Regions from separate parts of the Mus musculus genome. Here region 1 is linked to region 2. Evidence: chromatin loops called from intact Hi-C (ENCODE). Cell type or tissue: heart. All regions are shown on one strand. Each heading gives the region's core, and the rest is flanking DNA. Links, peaks and the distances in the headings are about the cores only.

What was found. Peaks named below come from ENCODE experiments on the same cell type or tissue, not always from the same donor. Only the 100,000 strongest peaks of a DNase experiment are listed, where the experiment ranks them.
Region 1: it touches region 2 in a loop (7-fold over the local background); 6 of 42 quality-filtered maps call a loop at or near these places.

The regions. Positions count from the first base shown.
Region 1 is chr16:9,733,935-9,741,934 of GRCm38, forward strand. The region is part of intron 4 of Grin2a (glutamate receptor, ionotropic, NMDA2A (epsilon 1)); the gene reads right to left. Among named protein-coding and RNA genes, the nearest start is that of Grin2a, 260 kb to the right of the region's middle. In heart, for the core only: a CTCF peak has its summit at 3,342; no DNase peak of the experiment used is centred there.
Region 2 is chr16:8,879,715-8,889,458 of GRCm38, forward strand. It overlaps Gm30310 (a long non-coding RNA gene), which reads left to right and starts at 1,900. Exons shown (of 3, transcript XR_001781949.1): 1 at 1,900-4,483; 2 at 9,692-9,744. In heart, for the core only: a CTCF peak has its summit at 4,111 (motif pointing right); no DNase peak of the experiment used is centred there.

The sequences.
Region 1 (8,000 bases), core at 1-8,000, 850 kb after region 2:
CCTCACCCCATTCCCCACTGATGGGCCTGCTGCTGGCTTCTCCCATCTCAGGGCGCACATATATAGGGATTTCTTGCAGGACACTCCTCAACTCCGGGTGTCCACACTCTAAGCCCCGCCTTCCAAATTGACCTTAGAGACTGGCGCTGACTGGGTGGTGCTCCTTCATTTGGCTCTGTTCTGAGCTCAGAACATCCCCTACCATTTTAACCTGACCACTTTTGAGATCCTGTACGGGACCTGCACTCCCTTAACTCCGGCTCTTGACACCCCCTCCCCCCAGAGTGACTTTTCAGGCTGAAAGGGATCTTATGACTCAATTGCAAGCTTTCCAGATCAGCTACTAGGAATTGTGGCCTAAATTTAGTGCTCTGTATGACGCAGGTACCCCAGAGGTTCCACACGAGTATCAAGTTAGAGACTGGGTAAGAGGCATAATGCTGAAAACTTGAAAGCAAATGGGAAAGGGCTGTTCCTGGTGTTGTTGATCACCCCAACTGACCACTGTAAAAGGGTACAGAGTAACTGACTATGTTCACATAACTCACGTCAGACCAGCATCTGCACCTGACACCAACTTGATAGCAGCCAGACACCTGAGCAACTCCCTCAAGCTCAAGATCGCCTGCCTTTCTGCAAGGCCTGAGAAACCATGAGATGGCTATGGTGTACCTTCCTTCCAGCTGAGCCTCAGCACCCCCACAACCCTACCAAAGTGACTTGGCAAGTACTCTCAGCCACTGGGGATGTAGCTTGGTCCACTACAGAGGAACACCCACCTTATACCTGGTGGCCAGACCTTGTCTTTGACCTCTGTAAGTTAGCTGCCGATCTTGACTCCTGGGATATCCCCACCCTAGAGACACGGGGAGGAATTACCCGAATGAGGGGGGTGAGGGACTTGCAGATCTAAACCCCCATCTCTTCTTATGCTGGATTCATATGCAGGAATTGCCCTTGCTGCTAAGCTTCAAAGTTCACTAAAATAATTTACTAACTCATGAAAGTGAGGAAGGGGGTGTGCAAGGATCACAGATCACAGGGGCTGGATAAATCCAGAATGCCTTCTTCAGCCAAAAAGATGATCTCTACCCCTGGATCAGCCTAAAATCAGAGACTAATTTTATCTAGTTGAAGACAAATTGGGTGTCAAAATTTGCCAAGTCATCAGAGAAAAGGACAAAGGCCAGGCAAGGCTGGAGAGATGTCCAGTGGTCAAAGGACTTGCTGTTCATCACAGGACCAGAGTTCAGTTCTCAGCACCTGTGTAGCTCCAGCTCCAAGTGATGTGTCACCTTCTTCTGGCCTTAGACAACATCATCATGGCATACACAATATACCAATACGTTGACAAAAAGAAAAGAAATCTTTAAGAATGAAAAAATGGCAAATCTAGGTATTTTCCTAACAAGAAAAACATGCAAATAGACAATACAAGCTTATAGAAGTGCAAGTTTCCAACATGTTGGCAGCTTTACCCAGCAGATGTACCAACAAGAACAGCAGACCTCCACCAGCCCAGCAGGGGGCACCATTTGGCAAATGGGCTGCCTGCCACCATACTAGTTTGTATTTCAGAGGACAAAATTGGACAACACGGTCTAATAGAGTTAACTCAACCAGCTGTGTGGCTGACAGACAGGTTGGCACCTGCTTTCCACCATGGATCTGGCTGAGCAGCATGGTCTATTCTGGTTCTCCTCACCATGTTAAACCACTGTAAATAGGGTAATTTCCCACACACAAGTTCCCACCATGTGTGTGCAAATGATCCTGTGTGTACTCGGGGAAGACGGGAAAACGGCTGCATGGAAAAGAAGCCAGACCTTTAAAGGACCCACAGAGTCACTGCTGAGGGAGAAGTGAGTGAATTGAAACTTGTTGCTGATGCAATATTATCTCTGGCACATGGATATGACAGTAGTCAGACATGCCACCGGAGATGCGGGGTCTCAATTGGAAGCTGAAGCATCAGGCCACAGAGGCAGTTTAGCAACAGCACAGCCAACAGCGACATTTCCCATCTGCGGGGAGGTACATATGTTCCATTGATTTGCATCCCATTGACTATGCAGAATTCTTAATAAGTCAGTTGGAAGAAGCCAAACCAGAAAGCAGTATATGTCATGAAAAATACAATTCAACTGGGTAAGGATACATATAAACAAGGGGGGAATGCTAGGGCTATGGTTTACCTAGGGTACACATAGACTTGCACTCCCAGCACTGAAAAAAAAAAAGATATAAAAAACTCAGGATTTAAATTGAGCCCATGAGCCTTGAGAACAGCAACTTTCTCTCCCTGGGAAAAGTGGCCTGGACCTACACAGCTACACGCACAATTTGGTTAATGTTGCTAATGCATACATTTTCTTCCATCTTGGCATAAGGGATAGGCTTCACGGTCTAACAACATAATAATATTCTACTCCGAACATGTTTGGGTTTTGTCATTTTCCCTTAACAGTTAAGAGCTATGGTTCCCAAACAGAGATAAGTTCTGCTCAGATGAATTGGTGCCACTGATGGCATTGTTTAATAGAGGAAATTCACCATCAAGAGAAGAACAACACTGGCCATGAGGTTAAACTGCCAGAGTTTGTGAATGCCCTCTGAAGTTAGCTAGCTAGGGAGAAGAGGGCAAGCTGTTATTTTGTCTCGTTTTTTCTGTGAAATGGAGACGTTAATATTAATTGTTACTTCTGAGGGTTGTATTAAGTTTTAACTAGTTAGTAAACAGAACATGTTACTACAGTGTTTCAAACTCCAGATCCCTGCTAAGTGGTCATCATACATGCTAATCGTGGATGTTGTCGCAATGCCACTAATTCTTAATCAATATCTCTTCTCCCTCTCGGAGATTGCTACAGGAGACAGAGACTCTTCAGTCTTACAATCTTATGTGATTTTTCTTTCTTTTCTGAATCTGAAGGCATAAGAGCTGGGACAGTCTTTGAGGCATGTTAGCTACTTTGTATCTGCTTTGCTGCCTTTCTCTGTAAACGAGGAAGAACTTTATGTGACTCAGAATTGCTGAGGTTTATAAGTGTCTTGCTCTCTCTATTTTATTACATGTATTAATTATGTAGCAGGAAGCAAAATGATCATTCTACTGTGTTATGTGACACAGACCCAAAATGTTATGACATATGTCCCTGGAAAAAGCACTGGCATGTCACACAACTTCCAAAGAGACCCTGAGGCTGAGGGGGGGGGGGGGGTCTCTGTGCTCCCTTAACTTGCAGACCTTTATAAACTGAGGCAGTTCCCTTCTTCCTTTATCTCAGCAAGGTGAAGTGGTCCTTCCTCTGTGCTGCTGTGGACTAACAGAGACACCTAGTGTCCTGCCACAGTGCAGTTTGGTGACTCATCCATTGTGCCTAGGGGTCAGCGAGAGTCAATAAGCATCTTCCAGTCCCACCTTTTCTGCCAATTACTCACAAATGCCAAAGTCTTTCCCTCTCCAGGGACTCTGTGCTCAGCTCCCCTCGCCTGGAACAATTTTTCTCTGGTTCTTTTCATGGCTGATTTTGCACCTTCCTGCTTTCCATTTAAGTGTCAGCTCCCTGGAGAGTTCTCTCTGCATCTCTCTCCACCCTCCCTCATCTGTGAGAGGCATCTCTCACACAGTAGGAGCTTTTGCTCTCACTGAGTCCTGTCTTCCTTTCACAGCAGACAGGGAACACAGCATCTTTCTCTTTCTTTTCTTTCATTTTTCCTCCCCTCCCCTCCCCTCCCCTCCCCTCCCCTCTTTTTTCTTTTCTTTTCTTTTCTTTTCTTTTCTTTTGTTTTTTGAGACAAGGTCTCATTCTGGGCTGGCTTTGAAGTCAAGGCTGTATTCTTTCATTCAGTTGCATACCCTGTGGGAGTTGGAAGCTGTGACTATAGTTACCAGTGCTGCACACTGATATGTGAACAGGAGCCTCAACACACAGCTTCCCTATTTGGTTCATTCTAGAACTTACATCTTTCACAGTTCAACTTTGTAGAAAAAAAAAAAAGTAATGATCATCTTGAAATTGGGGTCTTTCCTTAAATAAAACATGGTAACATCTCACTTTTAGTCATCTGTGTGTGTGCGTGCGTGCGTGCATGTGTGTGTGCGTGTGTGTGTGTGTGCGTGCATGCATGTGTGTGTGCGTGTGTGTGTGCGTGCATGCGTGCGCGTGTGTGTGCATGTATGTGTGTGTGTGTGCGTGTATGTGTATGTGTGTGTGCGCGTGCGTGCGCGTGTGCGTGTGCATGTGTGTGAAGACGAGAGGATGACCTCAGGTGTCTTCCTTCGACGGCATCAGAGAAGGCTGTTGCTTATCCAACACTGTCTTTGACACAGTGTCTCATTGGCCTAGGACTCAGAAGTTAGGCTGGGCTGGGTGGCCAGCTGGCCTCAGGCATCCTCTTGACTCTGCCCCACTCCATGAGAGAGTTACAGTCATGCATTGTCATAAGCAGCATTTCCTTATGGGTTCTGGGAGGGAAATTCAGGACCTCAAGCCTGGCAGACAAGAACTGTCCTGACAGAGCCACGCCTTGTAAGTTATTCTCAAGGATACAGACAGAAGTGTCTGATGCACAGTTGTGTCGTGTGTGCGTGCTGACGGCTAAGGAAGGTGACAGCCATCAACCCCCATGCACCCTTCTTCACCACGTGCTCCCTGACCCTCGTAGTTCCTTCTGTGAAGATTGCCCCAACCCTACTCTCTGGTTAATGAGACTGTCTTTCTAAATTTTCTGGAAAATGTAGCTTTCTTTTAGAAGCCCTGGGGATTCGAAATAATGAAACATACTTAATTAAGCTGTACAGAGAAATTCTGCTATCTCGGTGGCATTTTTTGTCCCACTTTCCTTGGTTATTCTGAGGACTGTGCTATTATATAAGAGGCGGCATTCATAGATGGCTTACTATGTACTGGGCACTGAGCTAGATGCTTGTCATGCACATTTAATCCTCACAGACTCCCCCACTATGAGGGGGACCGGTATTATTTTCATTTTATGGATGACAAAAATAAGCTCTACATACATTTAGCAATTTGTTCAAGGTTCCACAGCTATAAGCGGCAGAAAAAGCTGGACTCTGATCCCAAAGCCCGTGGATGCACAAGCTTGAATCCTTCAAAGGCACAAGAACATATACCATCAGCCTGAACAGAGTCCATCAAGTTCTCTGTGTGGAATCAAACGTCAAGGGACCTGTGTAAAAAATCATCCTTGTCTATGCACCCGTTGGTCAGTTTTCCTTTGTTAAATGCAGTCATGTAACTTAAAGAGTACAGTGGATCAGGCAATTAGCAAAAATACAACAAAACAGCAGCTGGATGTGGGTATACTTCAGAGTTCTTTTTACAGAACTGAACAGAGTGACTGGGATCTACTTAGGTCACTGAGAGAGTTTGGATAGTAACATCCGGGAAAGGAGCAGCAGCGAGGAGCTCAGGTACGGTTTGGCCACAGCACTAGTTCATTTTCTCTATGGCTTTCGTCTTTATTCTGCCCAGTATGTGAGTCTGTTTACTCTCTGCCAGGTTCGTTCAGCAGAGAAATGTCAGGAGAAATTCCCCACACTCATTGAAGTCACCCTGAACTTCTCTCTCTTGGACCAACTGAGATTCCTAAACCAATTGCTGAAATGAGAAGAAGTGGATTCTTATGATCAACTGCGGTGAAATAGGACCCATTTATCTCGACCTCTTGATGGGGAAGAGCAAACAATCACTCACACAGCGGTGCGAGCTGAGGAGTCCAACTTCCCTGATAAAATTGACCAACTCTGCCTCTAACGCTTCACAGACAACGCCCTAACCCCACGGCGCCATCACAAACTCAGACTTGCGCTCTAGGTGACTCCCGCTCACCTTTTGGTGTCTGCTGATTGCCTTGCAGTTCTTTGAACCCTGCAAGTCCTTTTCTGATCCTTTGCCCACACTAGCACCTTACCTAAAGCCCTCTTTCTCAGATGCTCACATTACATCCTCAGTCATTTCACCTAGGGATTTGCTAAAACTTTACTTTCCAAACCACCTATCTAAAGTGGCTCCTCCCACTGCATTCTCCATCTCCTTAGTTCTCCCATCCCTGTCAGACCTAGTTTCATTTCTGCGGCTGTAATAGAACACCCTGACAAAAAGCAACTCAGGTGGGCTTGTCTTGTGTCACAGTTCCAAGTTACACTGATAGTGTGGAAGTCGAGGCAGGAAGTATAAACAGCTGGCCACATCACATCCACAGTCAGGAGTCGAGAAAACTGTATGCATCCAGGATCACTTGGTTCTTGGCTAGTGCTCAGCTCAGTTACTCCATTTGATACAGTTCAGGAGCCCTTGCCTAGGGGATAGTGTTGTTCACAGTAGGCTGTGTCTTCCCACATTAATTAACTTAACGAAGGCCATCCTCCACAGGCAGGCCCACAAGCTACTCAATGTAGACAACCCCTCATTGAGACTCTTTCCTGGAGAATCTAGGTCGTATCAAATGGTCTTCTCAACACCAACTTGCCAGCGTACACGGTTATTCACCCTTAGTCTCATCACTAAAATAGGAGTTTTGGGAGATGAGCTTCTCTTATCTACTACACAGGCTCATGACTACAATGCACTCCGTGGCTGAGTTCTGAACACACAAAAGGTTGAGTGAATGAAAACAAATGAACACACACATGAACAAACAAGCAAACAAGTTCCAGGGTGGTTGTGAACGACCGTGGCTAGCAGATGTCTCAGGACAGTGTATGCGTCTCATTTTCACACCATAGGATAAAGACAAACACGTTCTCCCACTTCTGCATTCAGAACTCTGAGTCTGCTTCAGCGACACACGGTATTGAAAGCCAAATATTTATTAAACTCAAGGTAGAGTTTAACTCAAGTCATTGGTGCAGAATTATACTGGCTCCCTCACCACTGCCCTGAATGGAAGTGTTTACTAGTAATTTTTTGGCCTCTTTCATATACCGTGTGGGAATCAAACACTTTAAAAATCAAGGCAGACAGCCCCATTATGAACTGGATTGCATCCAGGATCAAAAGTAAATCTTGGCTTTCTTCTTCCTTTCTATCTTTTATTTCCTTCTTTCTGCCTCTTCAGTATGCTGAGGTTTCTCGCTGAGGATTTTCTCAGTTCCCTGCAGAGCTACTATGTATCAGTCCTCCTTAGACTTCACCAAGTCCAAGGGCCTGGTTCTAAAAGGAATTGGCAGAGAGTCAGTCACTCTGCAATTGTTTCTTTAACCATTTTTATTCCAATTCTCCTAGAATAGACCAGTTCCTCCTCTCTCTTCACTTGTTTTATTTTCAGTAATGCCCAAACTCAGACCCTTCTGACAAAAATAATTATTGGTACTGATAGCAAGAACATTAACATTTGCAGAATCGTTTTGTAGCTTATAGTATGAGTTCTGGTCAATTCTGTTTTGTGATCAATCAAAGATAAGCAGACAGCTGGTTCCCAGAAGAAGGCTTTCTCTGCACAGCTCTACAGCATCTGGCTGTGTCGCGGCTCTTGGCATGCACCTGGTGCTCCCTCTCATCCTTATGAGGAGGAGAGTTAGAGGATTGGACGCCACTGTCTGAAAGAACATTTTCATCTTGTGTCTTCCATGAGGGCAGGAAGCAACACTTGGAAAGTCATGCACTCTCAGATTTTCCTAATGCAAAAATGGGAATCATAATACAGCCTACTTCATAGAGTTCTGAGGACAAAGCAACAAGGTGCATGTGAAAATCCTTAGGAGCACTGGGTTAGGAGTTATCCTCGTTAATCCATTCAACACCTATTTATTAACTGGCAAAATGGCAAGGCAAAGGCAAAATGGACAAGGTCCCCAGAGTTCATCATAGTCATCACCACCAACACCACCAGCACCACCACCAACATCATCATCATAGACATTGTAACCATCTTCATCACCATCATCTTCATCTCAGTCATCATTACCATGGTCATCACAACCACCACCACCATCATCATCATCATCATCACCATCATCAAATAATTGTTACTAA
Region 2 (9,744 bases), core at 882-8,881:
TGTCTTAAGCTTCATTTTTTTTTCCCCCAGACTCTCACGGAGCCCAGATTGACTTTGAATTTGCTATGCAGTTGAGGATGGTCTTGAACTCCTGATCTTCCTGTCTTCACCGCCCTGATGCCTCAGTGCTGGTATTACGGTGTGCACCACCAACTCCGGGCTGTAGGAGTATTAGGCAAGTACTCTGTGGCCCTTTCCCACAATGCTGAGATTGTAGGTGTTTGTGTAATGCCACTCCTGGTTTGTGTGGTGCTGGGGCTCAAATGCAGGGTAGCCTCCTATGCTAGGGATATAGGATTTTTGTTGTTTTCAGACAGGGTCTCCATATATATCCTAGGCTGGCCTTGACTTGTGACACTCCTGTTTCAGCCTTCTGGCTCCTGGGCTCATATGAGAGTCACCACAGCGAGCAAGTAAGATGTTAACAGTCCCTTTGAGCTTTGCCAACAGGCAGTAAGGAGGCTCCCTCTTTTCAAGCCGTTCCCACACAATGACTCCAGGCATTGTCTAGGGTCCCCGGCAGGCACGCCTGTTCCTCTTTGAAACTCTGCTCTGTTCCTTTCTGTATGCTTCATTAACCCAGTCTTTTTTAGTAACCAGTGGCTGAACTCCCATCTAAGGCACGGGCATCTGGCTCCATTACCCTTTACTTTCTTCTGATCTGTGCTGTGCCCTCACCCCACCTAAGCTTCAGTTAATCCCAAAGGTGGGAGGAGAAAGACCACTGACCCAAACCATCATGACCAAATTAATTAAAGCAAGCTCTTGTATGCATGTACACAGCCGCCTGCCCCTGAGGTGGGGTTTGAGAAGTCAGCATTGGATATGAGGAAGACAAGGGTTTTATATATAGCTCAGGGGTATCGGGTTTCCAAATGGAGGTTTTGGTGGGCAAAATAGGTGGGGTTACAGGAGCTGACCATAAGCATAGCAAGCTAGTCCCTCCTGAAACAAAGACCTGTCTGCAGGGGGCAGAATGGGGTTGTTGGTGGTGGTCAGATAAACTTTTGAAACAAAGGTAGGGTTGCGAGGTGGTTATAACCAACTTTTTGGAAGAAAGACATGGTTGCCATTCCTGGAGCAGGCTGTACAGAACCATTTGCAGTTAAGATTATAGGTGGTGCATAGCCCAGTGCTTGAGAAACAGGTTTATCATCACCAGGAATGAGACCAATTTGTCTTTTAAGCCTAAGATGAAGGTAGGCTGGTTCTTCACTTCCAAGGGACAAAGGGGAAGTGCAGGGGAAATGAGGAGGTAGACCGACAACAGCCTTGAGGGCTCCCCTTGTGAAGGTCTCAGAGGGCCTGGACAGCCACGGGGGTGGGGGTGGGGGTTGGGTTTGCGAGCTGGGGAGTATCGAGGAGGCACCCTCCTGCTTCTGATGAAAGTCCAAGTGACAGTGGCGTGTGGCCCATGTCCAGGACTCAGAAGGTGCCTCGGCAATTGGGTGACAACTGTTCACCCCTGCATACTCCAATCCCACTCACCACCTCTAGCAAACCTTGTGAGCCCCAATTCTAGAAGTTCCAGGAGCTGACTGGGGTCTAGTGTGTATTTATTTATTTAGGCTGAATCTTGCTATGTAGCCCTGCTCTGGCACACCTTTATCTAGCCCAGGCTAGCCTCTAACTTGAGGCAATCCTCCTGCCTCAGGCTTTCCAGCGCTGGGATTACAGGTTTCCAGCACCACCGCTGGCTTAACCATGTTCCTTCTTCTTTTTGCTTTTCAGTGCTGAGACTTGAACTCAGGATCTCGTGCATGGTAGACAAGTGTCCTGTGGCTGAGCTACATCCCCAGCCATTCCTGATTTATCCATGGCCTGCATCCTTCACCTCATCTCTACCCGAGGGTCTGATGGAGCTGAGACCAGTCACATTTAAATTCAAAGCTGTTAGCATATAAAAGAAGATTAATGTCTTATCTATCTTGGGTTCTCTGGCCCCTTGTCAGTTAGAGTAAACAAAAGCTGGGAGAGCAGGAGAAAACAGGGCAGATTTGTAACGTACGTGTGTGTGTGTGTGTGTGTGTGTGTGTGTGTGTGTGTGTGTGTGTGTGTGAGAGAGAGAGAGAGAGAGAGAGAGAGAGAGAGAGAGAGAATGTGAGAGAGTGTGTGAGTGTGTGAATGTGTGTGACAGGAAGAGAAGTTCAAGGGCATTTGCAATAACAAAATAAGGTGTGAGGCTAGCCTGGGTTACATGAGACCAGTCAGAAAACCAGCCAGCCAGCTGGGTGACACTGGTGCACTCCTTTACTCCCAGGACGTGGGAGGGAGGCAGAGGCAGTTAGAGGGCAGCCTGGTTTACTGAGACAGTTCCAGGACAGTCAGGGCTAAAGAGAAAGCCTGTCTTAAAAAAACAAAATAAAACAAACAACAGCAAAATAAGCAATCTATGCTCTTTAAGGGCTGCTGTTTTAACCCTTGTCTTCTTCTGTGCCCACTTTGAGCCATCAGGGTGTCCTAGAAGTGCACCGTGCCCCCTCAGGTTCACTGTGCTGCCCTTTGAAGGTCTCCAGTGTCAAGCCTCTCACTTTGGAGGGGGCCACAGCCGGTGTGGAAGGAGACAGAAGGCAGGACAGAACAGGGCCTCACCTGAGTGTCTGCACTTTGAATCCAGAACAGGCCACTGTGTGGCCTTCATCAAGTGCTGTTATGAGCCTGTTCTATAAAACAGGATGCCCCTCCCCAAGATGTCTTTTATTTAAAAAAAAAAAAAATCCCTCTTAAAAAAAAGTTGCACATATCATAGAATTCACTCAAATTATACAATTCAACTTAGAGTATTTAGATGTTATCCTTTTTACTTAAAATCTTGCCATGACCAGCCCTGGTCTAGAAAGCACCCTGTTGTTCAGGCTGGCCTTGAACTTGGGGTGAGCCCCCTGATTTAGCCTACTGAGTGTTGGGGTTATAGGCGTGTACAGCCACACCACTCACAATCCTCACTATGTGCGTGTGTGCTCACCCATGCTTGCCAGCAGCATGTGTTGAAGTCCAAGGACGAGTCAGGTTTGTCCTCTCCTCTCCACCATGTGGTGGAGGTCTAACTCAGGTTGTCAGGCTAGGGGCAAGGAAGGGCCTTTGCTCCATGAGCCATCTTGCTGGCCCAGCATCTGCACTGTGGCCAGTACTGGTCAATGAGGCTCTTCCCATAGACAGAGTCTCTTCTCCCTATTCAGGAGTCCAGGGCCTCAGGGTCGACTGTGACATCACTAGCCCCTCTGAAATGCTCTTTAATGTCCAGGAGGCATTTTCAACCTCATGCTGTTTTCTGTGTTGAAGAAACGCTCCGAGCCTTCCGCTTTGGGGATATTGGTAGGAACTCATGTCAGATACCCCTTTTATTAAAATCCTTAAAGTAAATGCCACTGGCAAAATGTCTGTTTAACATAGACGGAGCCTGAAGAGCCAGGCAGCTTCAACAGTTGCTCTGGAGACACTGGGCTCCTGAAAGTCGTCTCTGACCTCACAGATACCCTGTGCCATGTGTGCCAATAAAGAAACAAAGGCACTTCTGGCTGTTTGTTTACTTTTTCAAGACAGGGTTTCTCTGTGTAGTCCTAGGGCTGGCCTGGAACTCAGAGGCATGCCTGCCTCTGTCTCCCTGTCTCTCCAGTGCTGGGATTGAAGGCATGTGCCACCACCACCTCCTGGCTTTTTTTTTTTTAAAGAGTAGTGAGCGAATGAGATACTAAATAGCAGCTGTTAGTGAGGCAGTTGTCAGAATGTGTCTGAAAACTTAAAGTAGGGCTTTTGTTATTTTTATTTGAAACTGGGTCTTACTCTGCAGCCAGGGCCAGCCTCGAGCGTGAATGTACAAACCTGTTCCTTTAGAGGAATGTCCCACCTTTGCTGGCCTTAAATTCACAGAGATTGCTTGTCTCTGCTGGGCTTAAAGGTGTACCTGGTTACACCCAGGTCCTTGTGCATGTTAGACTACCCAACTGTATCGTGAAGCCACTTCCCGGGATGGTTTTGGAGAAACTAAGTGCCTTCCTGGGAATTTGATTCTTAGAATAGGATGCAAGCAGAGCCAGGAGTCAGGCACCAAGACCTTGAGACTCTCACATTCCTGCCACAACAGTTTCTCAGTCATTCTAAACTCAACCAGCAGGGGGCGCCAGCGCACCATGTTCCTCTGAGTGTCGGGTACCTAAGAAGCTGCCCGTGCTGCTTCCTGCCAGGAGATGACCTCTATGTGTCTTTTCTGCCTGTTCCTTTCAGCAGAGGAAAGTAAGGGGATGCTCTGCTTGGAGCTACCTGGCAACCAGCAACTGAGTAGTGTGATCCTGCCTCCGCAGATGGAAGAAAATGAAAGTGCAGATCGTGCTGTGGGAAGCTGTTACCCTTGGCCTCAGCGTGTTCTATGCAATACCCCGTTTGCACTGCATGTGTGTGTCCACAGAAGGATTAGCCAGAGGGAAAAAAGAACAGTGTTTTTTTCCTATAGAAAGGCAAGAGAGAAGACGACACGATTCACTGGGTAAATGAAGCTGCCACCAAACCCAGTCTCTGGGATTTACTGGGTAGAGAGGAGAACTGGCTCCCAGGGCTGTACTCTGCAGTCATGCACCTGCTACCCCCAAACAAACAAGTAAACAAGTGTTAAAAAAACAAGAACTGGGCTAGGAACTGTAGGGGTTTGAACCAGGATGGTCCCCGTAAGCTCATAAATTTTAATGCTTGGCTTCCGGTTAGTGGAACTGTTTGAGAAGGACTAGGAGGTATGGCCTTGTTGGGGAAGCATGTCACTGGGGTGGGTTGTGAGGTTTCAAAAGGCCAGGCCAGGCCCAGTGTCTCTCTCTGCTTGCAGCTGTGGATCAGATGTAAACGCTATGCTCTGTCCAGGGCCAGGTCTGCCTGCCTGCCTGCCTGCCTGCCTGCTGCCTGCCTGCCTGCCTGCTGCCTGCCTGCCTGCCTGCCTGCTGTCATGCTCCTCTGCATGATGATCATGGACTTTCTGAAACTGTAGACAAGCTTCCCAATTAAATGCTTTTATTTTTATTATTATTATTTTTTTAATTTTTTATTTTTTTTTCCTCCCACCCCTATTTTTATTATTTTTAAAAACTTTTTATTGATTCTTTGTGAGTTTCACATCATGTACCCCAGTTTCGCTCATCTCCCTGTCCCCTCGTGTCTGCCCTCTGCCCTTTCAACTCCCCCAGAATAACACACACACACACACCCACCCAAAGCATAGAAAACATCTCATGGTGGAAGCTGCAGTGTGTCCCAGTGTGTCCCACAGGATATCCCTCTGTCCACATGCCTTCACTTGCGAATGCTCATTGCAATGTGTCTGGTTAGAAGACTCTGGCTTCTGTGACACCAACATTGAATTCTCACTGGGACTCCTCCTGGTTATCCTATGTGTTCCCCTGTGTCATGAGATCTTGGAGTTTTGGATCAGCCGGAGTGGCCCTTTCACACCCCCCCCCCCAAATTCACAGGTGAGGTAGATGTTGGGATAGGCCAACTCAAAAGCCTTGGATCTGGGCATGGGTGGCAGTTGAGCAGGTCAGCCCTCCAGTCCTTACCACACCACCAGGGCCAGCTCTCCAGCACTGCCCTGGCTAGGCCACCCAATGCTGCTACTGGCAGGAAGGAGGCAGCTCTTCTGCTGTCATGCCCTCTGGGTGGCTCACCTGTACCCATACCTCTCCAGCCAGCTCCACTGTGCTGCTCAGTAAAAGTTCGAGGCCCACTCAGTGCTGTAGCTGGCAAGAGGCTGGGCCAGCGTTCCTGCTCTCAGGACCCAGGGCCAGCTTTCCTAACTGCTGGGCGTGGTGAGGGGTGAGTCTGACCAAGCCCGCTCAGTCAGTCAACAGGTTCTCCAGCGCGGGAGTGAGGATTAAAAAGAAAAAAAGATAGTTAGACAACATTGTAGCATGACCCAAGTCAATTCTCAGACTGAAGGCAAATTTAATTTTCCAATCCACTTTTTATACATTTTAATTACATGCAGGTATTTTGGGCGAGCAGTACAATAAGGAACTAACAAGGCAGTAAGCGAAGTCCTGTGATTACTCCCATGGCAGTTGTTTAAAAGGGCTTGTTATAATGACCCAACACTTGAGCCCACTTCCTCGTCCAAGCCCAAAATCTTGCCTGAAGCCTAGTTCTTCTGTTCCATCCTGAGACATCCTAAAATTCCTGCCTTACCCGACTTCCTTATTACAGCCTAAAGTTAGATTCTTACTGAAACTGACTTCCTTATTATGCCCTAATGTCAGAGTCCTGCCTGAGCTTACTTCCAATGTCAGATTCCTGCCTGAAGCCCATTTTCTGCCAAGTGGTATCCCAGAAGGCTTTCCAGCAATTAGGTGTGGGAAGGGCCTCACCTCCACACCAGCACAACCCCATGGTGGAGGAGTGGTGAGGCCAGCGCTCCCATGCTGGCTTTACCTTAGGGCCGGATCACCTGCGGCCCTGCTACTAGGGCCAGCTCTACTGTGCTGCACAGACCAGGCAAAGGACCCACTCTCCCGAGTGCACAGCTGTTGAGGGGCAAGACCCGCTCTCCCACTCTCATGACTCCCCAGCCAGCTCCCAATTGCCAGTTATGTGTGTTTCGGGTGGAGGAGGTTTATCACCTCTACACGTGTGCCACAAACATGCTGGGGAGGATGTATTTCAGGGGCAGGACACTTGGGTGGCATGAATGTGCTTGACCGGTATGTCAGAGGTCCTAGGTTCACTCCTCCTAGCTGCAAAAAACATCAAAAACAAAACAAAACAAAAAAGTATAGCAAACCTCTAAAATCAGCCTACCACCACCATCACCACCACCAGCAGCAGCAATAAAACAACCCCTCAAACCCACAACAAAACACAACAACAAAACAAGCCCCAGCCGGGCGGTGGCGCACGCCTTTAATCCCAGCACTCGGGAGGCAGAGGCAGGTGGATTTCTGAGTTTGAGGCCAGCCTGGTCTACAAAGTGAGTTCCAGGACAGCCAGGACTATACAGAGAAACCCTGTCTCGAAAAACAAAACAAAACAAAAAACAAGCCCCAAACAAACAGCAGAACACCATGGAAAGAGACCGAATGTGAGCTGATTACCTCGTGGGACTGGAGGGAAAAGCTCCGTCATCGACTTAGTCATGTTTTCTTTCAAATAACAAAAAATATCATGTTTATTATAAAGACAGGATCTCACTGTGTTGCAAAGATTGGCCTTGAACTCACAGGAATCCTCCAGTCTCAGTCGCAGGAAATTACAAGCATGAGCCACCACACCCAGCCTGTAGTGTAATTTTTAGTAGACATGGTCTTTTTCTGTTGCTCAGGCTAACCCCAAACTTCTGGACTTGAGCATGCCTCCCCAGTCAGCCTCGGGCATGCACAGCTCCAGGCACACACTGCCCTGCCTGGCTCCATCCCAGCAATGCTGTTCAAGGCCTGCCATGTTTGAGGGACTGTTTCAGTGGTGAAATAAAACAGATCACCAAGCCCAGCCCCCACTCTCATGGAGGTCGGGGCACCCACTGTGCTGATTTGGGCGATGGAGATCCTGCATCCTGGGAGACCAGGAACAGTCTGTCTCTAAGTGTTAGGGGAGCATACTCCTTTGTACTCCGTTCATTTCAGGTAAGAATCGCTGACCTGTCCAGGGCTGGGGTGCTGATTGGTGCTGAGAGATGGAAGGATGCCCTGAGCGCCTGCCCCTGCCCCCATCACTGCCGTGACTGGCTATCTCTCTACTTTGCAAAGTCAGCAGTGTGACCCACTTTGGTTAATGGAGAGGAGATTTCGAGCTGTCTTCCCAGCATGCCTTGAGGCAGCTGCAGCTATCACTGAAGCTCTTAATGAAACACCTTGAATGGCTGTTCCGATGAACAGCTTGTTGTATTAGGTTAGCTCATTCTCACCCACAACTGCCTGGGTGACAAGGGCCGGAAAAAGTATTTGTGGGTTTATATATATATATATATATATATATATATATATATATATATATATATATATATATATATATATATTTATTAAGATATGACACTTAATCGTTTATGTTTGGGCTCAGGAGTGTGGATGACCTTTCTAGCTTTAACTGAGTCTGTTCTGTATTGTAAGAGTAGCAGAGAGACTCTGCCTCACATTTTTAGAAGCCCTAGCAAGTGCCATCCACAGCCTGCCTGTTGTCTCCCTGGTCCCAGATCTGGGCTGGGCTTTCCTTGCTGACCCATGTGGGGCTGGAGATGCTGTGGGTAGGAGAGTGTCTCCTTTAGCGATGCCAAAACCTTAGCCCCTTGTATCTGTCAATATGACCTTAGGAAATAGGATTCTGGCAGATGGCCAACTTGAGATGAAGTCATGGTTTTTGTAGGGGCAGTTTGGACACAGAAATGAATACCTCCTCCATCAGGAATAATGCTATCTGAAGATGAAGGCAGAGGTGGGGGTGATGTCTCAATAAGCCAAGGAATAGCCTTGACTGCTGTGCTGGCTAGACTTATGCCGACTTGACGAAGAATGTAGTCATTTAAGAGGACAGAACCTCAGTTAAGAAAATGCATTCATAAGAGCCGGGCGTGGTGGTGCACACCTTTGATTCCAGCACTCGGGAGGCAGAGGCAGGCGGATTTCTGAGTTCGAGGTCAGCCTGGTCTACAAAGTGAGTAGGATAGCCAGGGCTATACAGAGAAACCCTGTCTCGAAAAAACCAAACCAAACCAAACCAAACCAAACCAAACCAAACCAAACCAAAAAAAGATCTGGCTGTGGGCCAGCCTGTAGAGCATTTCTTAGTGATTGATGGGAGAAGGCCATCCCTGTGGGTGGGGCCAATCCTGGGCTCTATAAGAAAACAGGCTGAGTAAGCCATGTGGAGCCCTCTGCATCACCTCCTGCCTCCCGCCCTGTTCCTGCCATGGCTTCCTTCAGTGATGGACTATAATGTGGAAGTAAAATCCTGATAAACCTTTTCATCCCCAACTTGATTTTTGGTCTTGGTGTTTCATTGTAGCAATAGAGACCCTAACTAAGTCACCTGCCAAGTCATTAGAAGCCAGAAGAGAGGCACAGGAAGGATTTTCAGCCTTAGTCTTGGAGACCCAGCCTCTAGAGTTTCGAGCCACCATAGTACTATGTATGCTAGCTCTGGAAAGTCACTGTGATGTGTGCTGGCTACTTTTATGTCAACTTAACAAACTAGAGTCATGTTAGAAGGGGGAACCTAACATGAGAAAATGCCCCCACTTAGCCTGGAGACAAGGCTGTGGTCCATTCTTGATTAATGATTGATGTGGGAGGCCACTCACTGTAAGCACCCTTGGGCTGGTATTGGATTCTATAAGGAAACAGGATGAGTTAGGCACCAGGGGCAAGCCAGTGAGCAGCACCCTCCATGGCCTCTGCATCATCTCCTGCCTCCAGGCTCCTGCATCAGCTCCTGCCTCCAGGCTCCTGCCTCGAGCTCCCTTCCTGACTCCCCTGGATGATGAAGTAAGCCTTTCCCCCACTGAGTTGAATTGACCATGGTGTTTTATCACAGCAACAGAATCCTTAACTAAGATAAAGGTAATGCCTTCCCTCTACTCCTGGGTCATCCTCTTCCAGCAGCGAAGCGTGGTTCCTGGGTCATTCCCAGGATTCCTAGTCTTTCAAGGAGGGTCTATGCTATTTGGTCTTCCTCATACAATCTCTCTTTAAAAAAATACTTATGTATCTTTATTTTATGATTATAGGTGTTTTGCATGCACATATGCCTGTGCACCACATGAGAATCTGTCTGCAAAAC